Regions from separate parts of the Homo sapiens genome. Here region 2 is linked to region 1. A link is an interaction called in ENCODE POLR2A ChIA-PET data of the cell type or tissue named here. Cell type or tissue: K562. All regions are shown on one strand.

Region 1 (5,000 bases):
GAAACTGAGACTCAGGGGCAGAGTTGGGATTTGAAGCCAGATCTATGTGGCTCTCACATGCTTGTACTCCCCTTGTTAACCTGGCATTTCCCCGGGAGAGGGGGCAAGGAAGGGGCACTGAGCCTGTAGATGTGGGAGGCTGCCCCAGAGATAGAATGCTGCTGGTGGAGGGGGTATGAGAGCTCCCTTTGGGGTCCTGCGGTCTTTGCCCCAATCCTCCACCCTTTTTTTTTTTTTTCCTTTGGAGACATAGTCTCACTCTGTTGCCCAGGTTAGAGTGCAGTGGCTCCATCACAGCTCACTGCAGCCTTGAACTCCCGGGTTCAAGCGAACCTCCCACCTCAGTCTCCCGAGTAGTTTGGACCATAGATGTGCACCACCACACCCAGCTCATCTTAAAAATGTTTCTGTGGAGACAGGGTCTCCCTGTATTGCCCAGGCTGGTCTCGAAATCCTGGGCTCAAACAATCCTTCTGCCTCGGCATCTCTAAGTGGTGGGATGACAGGCAGGAGCCGCCACCCCCAGCCCCTCTAACTTCTTATACAGGTGTGTGTGCACTTGGGTGAAGGCGTGCAAGCCAGGACATGGGTGCACATTGCATGTGAGTTCCCAGGTGAATGTTCAGGGTCGTATATGTGTCCACGTCTGACAGTGTGTATGTCCTGAGCAATGGAACTGGGTAGGGGACGGAGGCCCTGGCATACACAGGTGTCACGTGTCCAGGCAAGCCCGTGTTATTATCCTCCTTTTACAGATGAAGAAACTGAGGCATGGGGAAGTGAAGGGATTCGTTGAAAATCATGCAACTAGTGAGTCTGCCCATGGGGGTGTGTGTGTGCAGGTGTGTGTGCATGGTGGGTGGGGTGGAGTGAAGGGGGGGGGGCTGCCTGCAGCTCCAACCCTGTAATAGACCCTCCCTGTCTCGCCAGCGACGGGCGGTAATAACTGTTTTGCCCAGCAGAACTGCCTCATGCCATAGCTTGAGAATGTGCCTCGGGGCCCGTCTGCAGAGACCACCCCCCAGTCAGGGCAGCCGGGCCAGACCTCGCCCAAGCCTGACCCTAGGCTGATCCCTGGGAGGAGTAGGGATCTCTGGGCCCTGCCCTGCCCTGCCTTCCTCACCTCCAAGTTGGCCTCAGCAGGCCCAGCAGGTGAAGGGCCCAGGCCCTGGGCAGCCCTGCGAGTCAGTGCTACGTCTGCCCGCCTCTGCCTTCAGATCACAAACTTCCCGAAGATAAGAGGTGGTGACTCCTCTAGCAGACTGGAGGGCTCTTCCGGAAATGGAGTATATGTCCCCTCCTCAGAGGGCAGAGGCTGTGGCTTCCCCATGAGAGTGGAGGCTTCAGCAGGACAGAGGCCAGGCCTCTGCTATCAGACTAGGAGCTCCCTGAGGGCAGAGGCTGTGGGATATTCCCGGGGCAGAGGTGACCTTCCCCCATCAGACTGGGACCTCAGCTCAGTCCAGCAGCTCTACGGTGAATGTCTCCGAGGGAGGGGCATTAGCACAACAGACACTGCCTCTCAGCCCCGAGTCCCCAGATCCATGTCATCTATTGGAGTCTCCCCCACTGTAAACCTGCAAGGGCAGCCACGGCCGGGAGCAGCTGGTCCTGAGACTTGGGCAGAGGCCCTGGACAGTGGGGCAGAAGCGCTTGGCTGGCCAGGAATTGGATCACTGCCCCCTCCCACCCCACCCCATTCAGCCCTGTCTCCCACGGACTCTGACCACCCCTTGGTTCTCTTATCAAAAACCGCCAAAACCCGCCATCGAAACTCCCAGCCTCCTGACCCCCATGCCCCACCCGGCTCCACCCGTCTTCCCAACCTGGCATCCAGTGCCCCAAACCTGCCTATTCCGTTCCTGGGAAGACCCAGAAGGGAGCAGAGCTGGCACCAGGAGGCCAACAACCCAGGCCCCCTCCGTCCCTAGCCCCTCCTGGCCCTGGGCCCTCCACCCTACTGTTTCTCCTGGGGTGTGCCTTTCTTTGCCTTATGCCTCGGCATCTCTAAGTGGCAGGGGATGGAGTGGAGTGAGGGCGGCAGGCCAAGGGCATGGCCCATAATGAAAAAGGAATCTGGTTGGGCATGGTGGCTCACCCTTGTAATCTCAGCACTTTGGGAGGCCAAGGCAGGCAGATCATGAGGTCAGGAGATCGAGAGCAGCCTAGCCAACATGGTGAAACCCCGTCTCTACTAAAAACACAAAAATTAGCTGGACGTGGTGGTGGGCGCCTGTAATCCCAGCTACTCGGGAGGCTGAGGCAGGAGAATTGCTGGAACCCGGGAGGTGGAGGTTGCAGTGAGCCAGGATCACGCCATTGCACTCCAGCTGGGGCCAACAACAGCAAGACTCCATCTCAAAAAAAAAAAAAAAAAAAAAGAAAAAGGAATCTGAGCATGGAGGCACCCTCCACCTTCGGATTGCTAGGAGATCAATGTCTGGCCCCGAGTGGGTGAGGCCAGCCGAGGTCACTTGAAGGGTATCAGCCCTGAGGAGGAGTTCACGGGGCCTCTTCCTCTCGGCCAACCCCAGCAGAGCTTGGAAACTGAGGCCCAGAGCAGGAGTCCAGGCTCATAGAGCCGGCCTGGCAGAGGAGGGGTGGGGGAGTTGCGTCCCCACCATTCCCACTGGGGCATACAGCGCCTTTCTGAGCGTCACAGGCCTGTCTGTGTCCTTCTTTTGCGGAAGAACTAACCACACCTCAGGTTCCCCTTATGAAAGACAGAGGCTGAGGAGAGTGAGTCAGTTTTATTATATGAGATAAGGCGGCTGGACAAAGCAGCGACACAGGGACTGGCACACAGACAGTGCTCAGCGAAGCAGTCGCCTTCCTTCAGGTCTGAAATCCTCACTCAGCTCCCCAGCTTCTCTGGGGGATCTCCCTTCCCCTCTCTGGACCCCTGGGCCTGACTTCCCCCACTACTCCCAGCCTTTGTCCCACTCCTGCCCCAGGCACCCCTCCCTCCTTCATGGGAAATGGAGCTTCCTCCTCTGGTCCTGCCACCACCTTCCTGGTGAGGGTCGGGCTCTGCTGGGAGTGCCAGAGCTGCCCAGCCTGCTGACTCAGCGCCTGGGGATAGGGCTTGCTTTAGGAACAGCCCAGGCCTCGGGCAAACAGAGCCACGGCAACCACACCCCTGCCACAGGAATGCAGCAACATTCCTGGGGGGTGCCGTGGCACCGTGCCTGTGACTGGGGGGCAGGTGGGGGGCAGGTAGACACCTGCCTCTGTTACCTTGCCACAGGTAGAAGGGAGCCAGGAGTCAGGGCCCAGTGTCCTGGGGCAGGGGGATGGAGTGAGGTCATGAGGCTTTGAAATCTGTACCAGCCATGTGACTTGAACAAGGCCTCTCTGAGCCTCAGTTTCCTCACCTGTAAGGTGAAGGGAGAATAGCGGTAGCCTTCTGGTGGGCTTATGGGGAGGACTGAACGAGAGTGCGCCCGTCTGGGGCTCAGCATCAGCCTGCCTCACCGTGAGGATTCCGTGAAGCAGACCCTCACCCCTGTAATAGAATCAGGGGGTCTTCTGGCTCTGGGCCCTAGAATGGGGCTGAAGCCCAGAGAGGCAGTTGCACCTCCCCTAGGCCACACAGCAGGTATAGGCCCCAGGGGCTGAGTGCCCATCATGCCTGCCCTCCTCTCCATCCACCCAGAGCCTCACTAGCCAGACCCGCACTCTCCCATCCCCTGGGCAAGTCTGCACCCCAGGTCGGTGAGGACTCCCAGATTCTACTCCCACCAGCCAGGGCCAGACCTGGTGCAGGAGGCTCCACAGTTCTCCTGCTCGGGGCTCCGTCTCCCCACTTCCTGGAGCTCCATCCAAGTGGGGAACCCTGCCCGTCCTCTGCCCCTCAAGCCAACCAGGCATTTACGGGGGATGGGGCAGGGAGGGAGGCCAGGACCTGCATCCTTCCAGCCCTGGCCCTCAGCAACCCCATCAGGCAGTCAGGGGAGGAGCCTCCCCCAGGGAATCCTCCCTCCCTCTGTGTTGGCCTGGCCAGGTTCTCCTCTCTCTGTCTGCCTTTGTCTTTTTCTCTCTGTCTCTTCATCCCAGGAAGAGGCCACAGGACAGGGGTGTCCCAAGCACAGAAGAAACTTGTCTGATGAAAACAGGCCTTGGCTGGGAGCAGGGCCATCTGGATTTGCACCCTGATTCTGTCTGACTTGCTGTGTGACCTTGGGCGAGTCCCCTCCCCTCTCTGGTCTTTCCCATTATTATCTACCCAGCACATAGTAGGTTCTCGGAAAAGGGGAGTCACATATGCGTGCCCCCAGCTCTCAGCCCCTCACTGCCTCCTTTAATCCCCACAGATCTGCCAGCCTTTGATACTCCTGTGGGTGGCCGAGCCGGGGTTCTGAATAGGAAGCTGAGGGCTCATGGGCTGCGGGGAAGCAGGCAGGGGCTGAGCCTGCCAGGCCTGCCCGAGGGAGGGGGCTGTGGGCCCCTCGCCATTCACTGCTAAGCCTGGATCCGGGCGCCTTTGTGCCAAGAACAAAACCCGGGGGATCAGCTGTTCTCAGGCCTGCCTCTCTCAGCTCCGGAAGGGACGGAAGCCTGGGCCTGAGGGGTGGGCCGCACTCCCTCCATGGGCCCTGGGGTGCCGGGGCTGGCCCCATACCCCAGAAGCTCCCCACTACCTCCGGGTGTGGAGCTATGGTGGGCGAGCAAACCTGGGTTCAGATCCCACCTTCTACTCATCATGAGACTTGGGCAAGTGTTTTAAGCCCTCGGAGCCTCAGTTTCATGATCTGTAAAGTGGACATTAGAGTCGCTCGGGATGCGGGATGCTTGAATGAGATGATGCACTCAGCACGCGGCAGGCCCTGGGGCCCTGTGTGCTCTACAATTGCAGCTGCTATTAGACCAGCTTCTTTCTTGCCTGGGTATGTGGGGCTTAGGCCAGAACAAATCTTGGGACTGAGTGTAAAATATATGTGAGGGGGTGGGAGGGGGTGGGATGGGGCTCGGTGCGGGCCTGGCAGGTGTGCTGGGAGGCA
Region 2 (5,000 bases), 270 kb before region 1:
ATAATAAATCTGTTTAAATGTTTACAATAAATCTGATTTCTGCCATTATTTTTATACTTTATTTTAAAGGCATTATCACCATTGATTGATTATCTTTGTCTCTCTCTTTTTTTTTTTTTTGAGACGGAGTTTCGCCCTTATTGCCCAGGCTGGAGTGCAATGGCGCAACCTTGGCTCACTGCGACCTCTGCCTCTTGGGTTCAAGTGATTCTCCTGCTTCAGCCTCCGGAGTAGCTGGGATTACACACACACACCACCACACCTGGCTAATTTTCTATTTTTAGTACAGATGGTATTTCACCATGTTGGCCAGGCTGGTCTCAGACTCCTGACCTCAGGTAATCTACCTGCTTCAGCCTCCCAAAGTGCTGGGCTTACAGGTGTGAGCCACTGCGTCCAGCCATCTCCATTTTTATTTTTATTTTTATTTTTATTTTATTTTATTTATTTTTCAAGATGGAGTTTTGCTGTTGTTGCCCAGGCTGGAGTGCAATGGCATGATCTCGGCTCACTGCAACCTCCGCCTCCCGGGTTCAAGCGATTCTCCTGCCTCAGCCTCCTGAGTAGCTGGGATTACAGGCATGAGCTGCCACGCCCAGCTAACTTTTGTATTTTTAGCAGAGATGGGGTTTCACCATGTTGGCCAGGCTGGTCTCAAACTCCTGACCTCAGGTGATCCATCTGCCTTGGCCTCCCAAAGTGCTGGGATTACAGGTGTTAGCTACCATGCCTGGCCTTCATTTTTATAATACAAACTTGTGTAGAACTTTTTGTTGCCTTATTAATGATTTCTTTTTTCTTTTTTTGAGATGGAGTCTTGCTCTGTCCCCAGGCTGGAGTGGAGTAGTGCAATCTTGGCTCACTGCAACCTCCACCTCCCGGGTTCAAGCAGTTCTCCTGCCTCAGCCTCCCGAGTAGCTGGGACTACAGACGCACGCCACCATGCCCAGCCAATTTTTTTGTATTTTTAGTAGAGACCGGGTTTCACCATGTTGGCCAGGATGGTCTTGATCTCTTGACCTCGTGATCTGCCTGCCTCAGCCTCCCAAAGTGCTGGGATTACAGGCATGAGCTACCGTGCTCGGCCCTTGTTAATGATTTCAATAGCCGTAAATTTTGCTTTTGCTCGTGATTGTTTACTTCTGTAACCACTGTTGCTAAGGAAATTTGGTGTATATAATATTGGTAGTATTGTAATTAAAATATTTTCCTTAATGTTTACTTTATGATTATTGCCATTGACTAAGTTGATAAGTCACATAACATATTCTATACTGTCATCTGGTGGCCTTGTGAATAATCTTGTATTAATATTACTTGGAGTATTTAACATGTATAACAAGTATCTTTTTCCTTCTGTGCTAAAAACAGAAGATTGATTTCATTAAACCCTAATGTCAATGACAATATCGTATTCAGGATAGTATTTACTTAATACTTGTAACACTGCTTTTGCTGGATGATCAGCAAACATTTTTTCTTCTTATAGATGGGAAAGCTAAACCTAATTCATTGATAAGGGGCCTAGCAATGACAGCTTATGATTTTATCTCAAGGCCTTTATCCTTAGTAGTTTGCACTGACAGAGGTTTATTTTCCTACATTTCAAACCACTATCAGAAAGTGCTGATAACCTTATTAAGCTTTCTTTTTCTTTTCTTTCTTTCCTTTTTTTTTTTTTTTTTTTTTTTTTGAGACAGTCTCGCTCTGTTGTCCAGGCTGGAGTGCAGTGGTGTGATCAGAGTTTAATGCAGCTTCTGCCTCCCTGGTTCAAGTGATTCTCATGCCTCAGCTTCCAGAGTAGCTTGGATTACAGGCACGTCATGTGCCACCAAGCCTGGCTAATTTTTGTATTTCTAGTAGAGATGAGGTTTCACCATGTTGGCCAGGCTAGCCTCGAACTCCTGGCCGCAAGTGATTCACCTGCCTTGGCCTCCCAGAGTGCTGGGATTACGGTCGTGAGCCACTGCACTCGGCATGTTTTCATCTTTTTTTTTTTTTTTTTTTTTGAGACAGAGTCTCTCTCTGTTGCCTAGGCTGGAGTGTAGTGGTATGACCATGGCTCACTGCAACCTCAAACTCCTAGGCTCGTGATCCTCTGCCTCAGCCTCCCCAGTAGCTGGGATTACAGGTACGTGCCACCATGCCCAGCTAATTTTTTAATTTTTCTTTTGTAGGGGATGGGGTGTTGCTATGTTGACCAGGCTGGTTTTGAACTCCTGGCCTCAAGCAGTCCTCCTGCCTCAAAGTAGTGGGATTACAGGAACTAAGCCACTGCACCCAGTCAAGTTTTCATCTATTGCTTTAACATGTGAGAGCTAAAAATGGTGTGTAAATTATTAGTTTTCTAGAAACATCTTTAGTTTTCTATAAGAAAACATAGAACTTATTTAGTTTTAAAAAAATGCTGTAGCGGCTGGATGTGTTGGCTCATGCCTGTATTCCCAGCACATTGGGAGGCTGAGGTGGGCGGATCACTTGAGGTCAGGAGTTTGAGACCAACCTGGGCAACATGGTGAAACCCTGTCTCCACTAAAAATATAAAAAATAGCTGGGCATGGTGGTGCGTGCCTGTAATCCCAGCTACTCGGGAGGCACGAGAATCACTTGAACCCAAGAGGTGGAGGTTGCAGTGAGCCACGATCGCACCACTGCACTCCAGCCTGGACAACAGAGCGAGACTGTGTCTCAAAAGAAAAAAAAAGGTCTGTAGCAAATTTTTTTCAACCTAAACTTGGACTCATTTGTCTGAATGGATTAGTGATTGTCCTGAATATGAGAGCTGTAGTTCTAGTGCAAAGACAGAAACTACCCTGGGTCTTTTCCTGTAGCTAGTGTGCTTAAGATGGATTCACCACTCAAAATGATTTGCTTGAAAAGTGAGGCCTCTATAACATGGGGGAGAATATGAAGCAAAATTTCAGAAAGATAGCAAAATCTGTAAATAACTTTTTATTAACCTATTTGAGAATGCCATAAAAGCAAGCCACAAAAGTCTTGCATGTCCAGTACTGAAAAGAGAATTTTATGTTTCTCACATAGTTCTTAGGCATAATAAAGTTTTTTTCTATGAACTTGCATAGAGAAGTAAGGCATAATAAACTTATTTAAATGTATTTTTTTCTTAATTTGACTGTGTAAGTAGCATTTCCTTCTTGTCCTTCAGTTGACTCTCTTTCTGTTTGAGGATTTTATTAAACTGAAGAGATTAGTTTCATTAACTCTCACCTTTCCATGTTATCACAGTGAAGAAAGCCTAAAGTAACATGATCTAGTAACTTACATAATATTTATTCATTAGTCCTTCAGTAATTTAAAAATTGCACCTACCTGGAAAATTATTTTGGGTATTGTTTTCCTAAAAATTACCCATGAGGTAGTAGTGCTACTACTACTACTACTAACAGTAACTGAGCAGTGCTGCTTCATTTATTTATTTATTTGTTTGTTTTGTTTGTTTTAAAGACAAGGCCTGACTCTGTTACCCAGGCTGGTCTCAAACTCCTGGCTTCGAGCGATCCTGCCACTTCTGCCTCCCAAAGTGCTGGGATTATAGGTGTGAGCCACCACACCCGGCCCTGTTTTATTTATTGGATACCTGTCATATTCCAAACTCTCTAAACTTTTGCGTTTCTTTAATTCTTTTTTTTTTTCTAAGATGGAGTCTTGCTCTGTCACCCAGGCGGGAGTGCAGTGATGCGATCTTGGCTCACTGCAACGTCTGCCTCCCAGGTTCACGCCATTCTCCTGCCTCAGCCTCCCGAGTGGCTGGGACTGCAGGCGCACGCCACCACACCCAGCTAATTTTTATATTTTTAGTAGAGACGGGTTTTCACCATGTTGGCCAGGATGATCTCAGTTTCTTGACCTCACCCGCCTTGGCCTCCTAAAGTGCTGGCATTACAGGCGTGAGCCACTGAGCCCCATCTGTTTTATTTAATTCTTAACCCTGTGATATAGGTACTATTATAATTATTTTCATTTTACACACTTGATATTGGGGGAAATTGGGTATGATGCAATTTTAGAAATACTATTTTCATTTAGTTTCATTATGTTGGCTGATAGTCCTGTGTTCCATGTGGTAACTTTAGGCATAAAATTATGATAGGAAACCCATTTCAAAGGTGTTAAGTGATTTGTCCACGGACATGTGCTATATGTCTGATCCAAGATTTGAATCTAGACCTCTGAATCCCAAACCCATATACGCACTATTATTATTATTACACTAAGTGAATTGAATTCACTAGTCTTACTTCATTTGAAAAAAAAAAGTTCAAGTTATTAATAGAATGCAACACTTGCATTGGTGGTATGTGGTGGTAAATGAAGATTATACTTTTGTGCTCCTGCATATTTATTGTCTTCTGCCACCTCTGAAGGTAGAGTACGAGATAGATGTGTAGAATGCAGGGCCTCCAGAAATTCCAGTCTGAAAATTTAGACCTATTAGTTATTTTAAGAAGTTTTCTAATGCTGCTCATTTTCTGTTTGTCTTTTCACTAAAGTTTGTTGTTGTTGCCTTTTTGCAGCAGTGATTCCAGCAGTAGTTCAAGTGATGATTCTCCAGCTCGATCAGTTCAGTCTGCAGCAGTCCCTGCACCCACTTCCCAGTTGCTTTCATCTCTGGAAAAAGATGAGCCCCGTAAAAGTTTTGGCATCAAGGTCCAGAATCTTCCAGTACGCTCTACAGGTAAAATTTTGTGTGAATGTCCTTTCCTCTGTGCTACTACTGAGGAATGAGGTATGATACTGCATTACATTGAAATAACTTTGGGCATAAAATTATAATGGAAAACCCATTTCGAAATATTAACGTTTTAAATGAGGAAAGCCATGAATAATGGAAAAGTCTGCTTAAGCTATTCTGTGGTCTCTACTGGTAATATTTTTAATTGACAGCTGACCGTAATATACTGTTACTCCTACATTGGTCATGTTGAGCATGTAAACAAGTTAAAACTATTAGTAGATAGTCATGCCAACAAAGACCAAAT

The links. Peaks named below come from ENCODE experiments on the same cell type or tissue, not always from the same donor. Only the 100,000 strongest peaks of a DNase experiment are listed, where the experiment ranks them.
Region 2: POLR2A ChIA-PET joins it to region 1 with 6 read pairs; 2 of 35 experiments call an interaction of 5 or more read pairs at or near these places.

What each region holds. Positions count from the first base shown.
Region 1 is chr1:16,170,596-16,175,595 of GRCh38, forward strand. No RefSeq gene overlaps it. Among named protein-coding and RNA genes, the nearest start is that of EPHA2, 17 kb to the left of the region's middle. In K562, no CTCF peak of the experiment used is centred here; DNase peaks (open chromatin) are centred at 1,266, 1,576 and 2,716.
Region 2 is chr1:15,904,786-15,909,785 of GRCh38, forward strand. SPEN (spen family transcriptional repressor) reads left to right here. Exons shown (of 15, transcript NM_015001.3): 4 at 4,536-4,696. Among named protein-coding and RNA genes, the nearest start is that of SPEN-AS1, 59 kb to the left of the region's middle. RefSeq lists a silencer at 2,795-2,995. In K562, no CTCF peak of the experiment used is centred here; no DNase peak of the experiment used is centred here.